2 separate regions of the Homo sapiens genome follow, and region 2 is linked to region 1. Evidence: chromatin loops called from intact Hi-C (ENCODE). Cell type or tissue: endothelial cell of umbilical vein. All regions are shown on one strand. Links, peaks and the distances in the headings refer to the core of each region. The heading gives the core; the rest is flanking DNA.

The links. A loop is a pair of places that touch in the nucleus more often than their neighbours do. Peaks named below come from ENCODE experiments on the same cell type or tissue, not always from the same donor. Only the 100,000 strongest peaks of a DNase experiment are listed, where the experiment ranks them.
Region 2: it touches region 1 in a loop (4-fold over the local background); 5 of 110 quality-filtered maps call a loop at or near these places.

What each region holds. Positions count from the first base shown.
Region 1 is chr10:12,718,893-12,721,808 of GRCh38, reverse strand. The region is part of intron 3 of CAMK1D (calcium/calmodulin dependent protein kinase ID); the gene reads right to left. Among named protein-coding and RNA genes, the nearest start is that of MIR548Q, 5.0 kb to the left of the region's middle. In endothelial cell of umbilical vein, for the core only: no CTCF peak of the experiment used is centred there; DNase peaks (open chromatin) are centred at 1,228 and 2,238; H3K27ac peaks cover 1,505 bases.
Region 2 is chr10:12,843,778-12,846,693 of GRCh38, reverse strand. No RefSeq gene overlaps it. Among named protein-coding and RNA genes, the nearest start is that of MIR548Q, 120 kb to the right of the region's middle. In endothelial cell of umbilical vein, for the core only: no CTCF peak of the experiment used is centred there; a DNase peak (open chromatin) is centred at 1,383; H3K27ac peaks cover 1,802 bases.

The sequences.
Region 1 (2,916 bases), core at 261-2,760:
TTGTCTATCAAAGGAGGCACTGGTCCACACAACCCTAATCTCCCCCTAGTCATTTCCCATCGAGCCATGTGGCCTAATGACTACTATCTGGAGGCACCTAGTTCATGCATGTGTGTACCTGTTACTACGGGTTACCCTCTGCTAGGTAATAAGCTCTGTGAGCACAGGGTCCTTGTCTATTTTGTTCACTACTATATTCCTGATGCCTACAAAGGCCCTGGCACCTAGTAGCTGCTCAGTAAATATTTTTTGGATGGATGGATAGATGGATGGATGGATGGATGGATGGATGGATGGTGGATGGTAGCCAGTGAAAGAACACAAAATTTTGAAGCTTGGAGCCATCTAATACCATGGATCCCAGATTTTGATCTGCTCCCAACAGTGCTAAATTGAGTAATGCACAGCCCGCCGATACATTTCCTGTGATTAAATCCTATTCTTCCCTGTATGGAGTTCCAGAAGGTGTTTTTATAAGTTGGTTATATTTGGAACAAGAAGTGAAGAAATTGCTAGCCCTCATCAAGGCTGTCCATTAAGTGAGAAAAAAGCCTGTGACTGGTCTCGAATTACTTATCGAGTAATTGAAATGTGTGGGGAACCACGACAGGATATAAGACTAACGGCCACGCTATTCTGTACGTCCAAGCTTCTCTAGACATTAGCCCCTTGACCGTGAAGATCTCGCTGATTGGGCATGCGCATGTTTGCTAATCACGTGGCACAGTTTAGCCAGTTTGTGATTATTTGTGTACAAATGTCTCTATCTCACCCAAAGACAACAAAAGCCCTGCAGGTCAGGGCCTATTTATATCATCTCACACAAAGCCTTGTCAAGAGTCTCCGCTGAATGGATTCACCAATTCCAGAAGACAGGTGCCCTGTCGTTCACTTTTGAAAAATGACTCACGTGGTTCATTTATGTCCTTGGGCCTGCAGTTAATTCAATTCTAAGGCTGAAATGACTGAGGGAGGACAAGGCACACAACAGGCTTCTCAGCATAACTTGCCAAGAACAATCTCCTTACCGTGGAGAGGAAAACCCTTGAATCCTTATTGATTCTTCGGGGCCATTCGAGAGGGAAAAATAATCTTCTCACTCTTGTAGTTTCAATCTCAAAAAAGGGTTGAAGGGCTCCTATTTCCCTGTCAAACTCTGTTAAGACATTCAGGGCACTGTGCCAGCCACTGGCTTGGGACAATGAGTCTCTGTTTGCTTAGCTAAGATTAGAGAATGTGTCAACAGTCTTATCTACCACGTCATCTCTAGATCTTATTACCCTTAAGCAATGAGTGGGTTGAAAGATTAGTAGGAATGCCTAGAAGTAACTTGTTGGAAGAAACTGGTCACAGACCTGCCAAGGTTTGTCATCACTCAGCATGTCTGTGAAGTTCAAGGGAACTGTGTCTTTAATGGGACTGTCTAAAATCATCTGTAAATGAAGGCCTAAGACCAAGAGGCACATTGTCTCCATGATGCTCTGATGCCCAGCCTCTTCTCTCACTGATACCCCAAGAGTGACTCTTCGCTAGGAATTCTGCAGACGGACCAGGCTGGGTTCTTTTATACCCTAATTCAAGTCATGAGTCCTGAGTGACATCCAGTCCTCTGTGGTTCAGATGGAAAAGCGTTTGAGTGGCTCTGTTGTTCACCTCCAAAGGCATCCCTCCTTCCAGGTGACAACAGCTGGGTATTAGAAGCATGTTCTTAAAGGTCTTGCTACTCAAAGGGTTGTCCTTGGACCAGTCCTTGGTATCACATGGGAGCTTGTTCTAGATGCAAATTCATGCCTCCTTTCCTACCCAGACCCACTGAATCAGCATCTCAGAAGGCAGGGCCCAGCAACCTTTGCTTTAGTGATACCCTCAGGTAATTCTTCTGTGTGCTAAAACTCGAGCTGGATTGCTCGCAACTGTCCCCTTCTCAACCACACTTCCCAGAGGACTGGAATCTAAAGGCTGGGATGCGATGAGCAATTATTTTCTAGTCTCTACACCTGCTAAAAGAGTGTTATCCATAGGTTTCATCCTGGGATAACTGTGAAACAGCCTTGCCAGGTAAAAAGTGCTCCCTGAAGGAGGAGGAGTAAGAGTGGCAGGGACGCAGTGGTTCAGTGCTGGCACTGGGTTCTTCCTGAGTTCCTTCAGTTTCCTAGTGAGTGGTTCTGTCAGTGGAAAGGTTAGTGCAAAGTGGCTCTAACCCTAAAAAGTGAAACAGGATTCTGTTGAAGATTGCTCAATCCAGCCTACTCACTCCTTCCTGCCTCACCCCTGCCCACAGGCGCCAGGAAAGTGTTTCCTCCCAGATTTCTCTTGATACAAGAGACCTAGGGTGGTGCATTCATGAAATGAGGGAAATTCTTTTTACAGTTTTCTTTTTTCTTTTCTTTTTTTTTTTCCTGAGGCACAGTCTCACTCTGTTGCCCAGGCTGGAGTGCAGTTGGTGTGATCTCGGCTCACTGCAACCTCCACCTCTTAGGTTCAAGTGATCCTCCTGCCTCAGCCTCCCAAGTAGCTGGGATTACAGGCATGCACCATCACGCCTGGTTACTTTTTGTCTTTTTAGTAGAGACGGGGTTTCATCATGTTGGCCAGGCTGGTCTCGAACTCCTGACCTCAGGTGATCCACCCGCCTCAGCCTCCCAAAGTGCTGGGATTACAGATGTGAGCACTGTGCCCGGCCTCTATAACAATTTTAATGGGGAACTTCCCATGAGAACCTTCGGTCAAAAATCGTGTAATTGTCGTACCTTGTCTCTATTTCTTTTTGATGAGATGAATCTACCCCACTGGGTTTCAGTGGACTTAGCAGATGTGGAAGTGCCCAAGAGTGGGGTCTATGCAAAAGAAGCAGGCAAGGCTAGCAGGGACTGTTCGTTAGATGAGCAGTACATGACTTACAGATTCTCTGGGTGT
Region 2 (2,916 bases), core at 246-2,745, 120 kb before region 1:
ATTCATTTTGAAAACTTTTTGCAGTGTCTTTTGTTAGTTCCAATCACTAAGATGCTGTGTTCCATGGAAAGGGGCCATATTCATCAAGAATTTGAGAACCATGGCTCTAGCGGTCTGAAGCTCCAAGCTCCTAAGACTGCCTAACCAAAACAAAGACACTGGTATATATTTTCCATTCATTTATGAGTTTTCAAAAAATTTAGGTCTTTATTAAGAGTTAAATATAAACATTAACTCATTGTGTTACAGAGAAATAGGGTCTTTGGAGGAACTGTTTGAACATGGGTCACAGTTACTTGTTTATGTAACACGATTTAGAGGGGTACAAAGATCCTTGGCAGGAAGGGTAGGAGGAGGAGATGGAGGAGATGGGAGAGAAGGAAGGAAGCACCTGTGAAATCCCTACCTTCAACCTTGTCAGTTTCCAATTTGCATATGCTCATGTCCCTAATGAAAAGCACCTCCAAAATAGACTTCTTTCATTTAGATATATGTATTTTTGCGTTATGACTTTTTCCATTACAACAGCACAAAACCCAAGAAGGTAGCTGGTGTGGCGATGCACAACTGTATTCTCAGTTATGAGGGAGGCTGAGATGGGAGAATCACTTGAGCCCAGGAGTTCGAGGCTACAGTGATCTATAATTGCACCACTACACTCCAGCCTGGGTGACAGAACAACCTCGTCTCTTAAAAAAAAAAAAATTTAAGTAAACTAGACTTGAAATCAGGTTTTCAAATTGCTGTATTACAAAGTCTTAAATCACGATTAAAAAAATAACAAAACTTGCCTATAATCCCAACTACTCAGGAGGCTGAGGTGGAAGAATCACTTGAACCCAGGAGGCGGAGGTTGCAGTGAGCCGAGACTGCGCCGCTGTACTCAGCCTGCGCGACAGAGTAAGAGTCTGTCTCAAAAAAACAAAGAAACAAACAAACAAAAACATAAAAATAACAAAACCCAAGATGACATGAATGTAACAAAGATAAACATTTTGTTCTACTGAACAGTTTCTTTTATCTTGGTCTTGTCCTTCTAATTTTCTTTCTTTGTGTATGTTTTATATGTTCATAAGTAGGTATAGTATATGCCTATAATTTCCAGAAATATAAATATTCATCTATTCAGAGCACAATGTTCAAAAATATTTTATCATAAGGATGCACAACAAAAACTGTTTAGATATCCCTGAACTAGATTAATACCTCTTACCATCTTTTGTCAACAAATGGGTCAGAAAAGTCCCTTCATTGCCATTATTTACAGCCAGTGTCGTGCTACCAACATTCTCTACGCCTGAGTCATCCTTGTTCATGTTCACATTCGAGCTTGTTCATTTAGCACCAGACTTGGAAAGAAACTGCAGGAAATGTGCATTTCTGGACGACTCGAACAATTTTACCTCACGCTCTTCCCTGCTCCGGGCTGGGATCCAACTCTGAAAAAACCTGAAATTCACAGATTCAAGGGAGACTTTTCTCCATGTTTCTCAGGAAGTAAACAGGGTATGGCTGACACGGCAACACCCTTTTCCAGGCAAAGAGCAAAATGCAGCAGGGGTTTGGACCTCAGTGCAGTTTTCACTGGAACTTGGGCTGTGTCTGGGTGCCAGAGAATTTTAAAGAGCAAGCAGGTACCTCAGGGATCTTGTTGTCAAACCCCTCATTATATGAGTGAGACACAGAAGGACAAAGTTGGAATGAACTATGCAAGATCACATAGCACGCTAGTGGCACATCCGGGACCACCACCCAGTCTCTCCAGTCTCCCCCTCTGTGGCTGATGTGGGGGAGGGACAGCTTGAGGAGCAGGGGGAGTTTCTGGCTTGTGATGAGACATGGCTGGACAATGTCTGGTGGTGTTAGATCCCAGACAGCGTTTCCACAGAACTCTTCCATGCACTCTAACCCAGGTGCCTGTGTGGGGTCTCTGGTGAGAGATTCATGGGGTCCCCCGTCTGGGAAAGGCTGTTTGGTACTGCCTGCCTCTGGAAAGTAGAAAGCTCACTTACAGCTTCTTCAACCTAGAAACAATCTTTGTACAGGATGGTGGTCGCAAAAGTCCAGCTCTTCTAATGGTGTCTACGGCTCCAACATATAGAAAAGGTCTGGAAGACCTGAAGTGAGGTGGGGGATGGGTGTGTGTGTTCCCCACTGCCGTATCCATCCTCAGTGCCTAGGACAGGGCCTGCCTGACACGTAGGAGGTCCTCAGATTTTTTTTTTGAGACAGAGTCTTGCTCTTTCGCCCAGGCTGGAGTGCAGTGGTGTGATTATAGCTCACTGTACCCTTGACCTCCTGGGCTCAAGAGATTCCCCTACCTCAGCCTCTGGAGTAGCTGGGACTACAGGCACCAAACACCACACCTGAATGATTTTTGTATTTTTAGTAGAGTCGGGGTTTCACCATGTTGGCCAGGCTAGTCTTGAACTCCTGGCTTCAGGTGATCTGCTCACCTCTGCCTCCCAAAGTGCCAGGATTACAGGCGAGAGCCACTGCACCTGGCCAGGTGTTTTTTTGTTTTGTTTGTTTTGCTTTGTTTTTAAGAGACAGGATCTCGTCGTGTTGCCCAGGCTGGAGTGCAGTGGTATGATCATAGCTCACTGCAGCCTCGACCTCCTGGGCTGAAGAGATTCCCCTACCTCAGATCCCTGAGTAGCTGGGACGACAGGCACACACTACCACATCTGGCTAATTTTTAAATTATTTTTTTGTAGAGATGGGGTCTTACTATGTTTGCTCAGGATGGTCTTGAACTCCTGGGCTCAAGCAATCCTCCTGCCTCAGCCTCCCAAAGTGCTGGGATTACAGGCCTGAGCCACCGTGCCTGGCCCAGAAATTTTTGTTGAATAAAAAACGCCTCACCTGAGAAGGTGGGGGAGAGACGAGTGGAGAGGCCTAAGTTTTTCACCTACT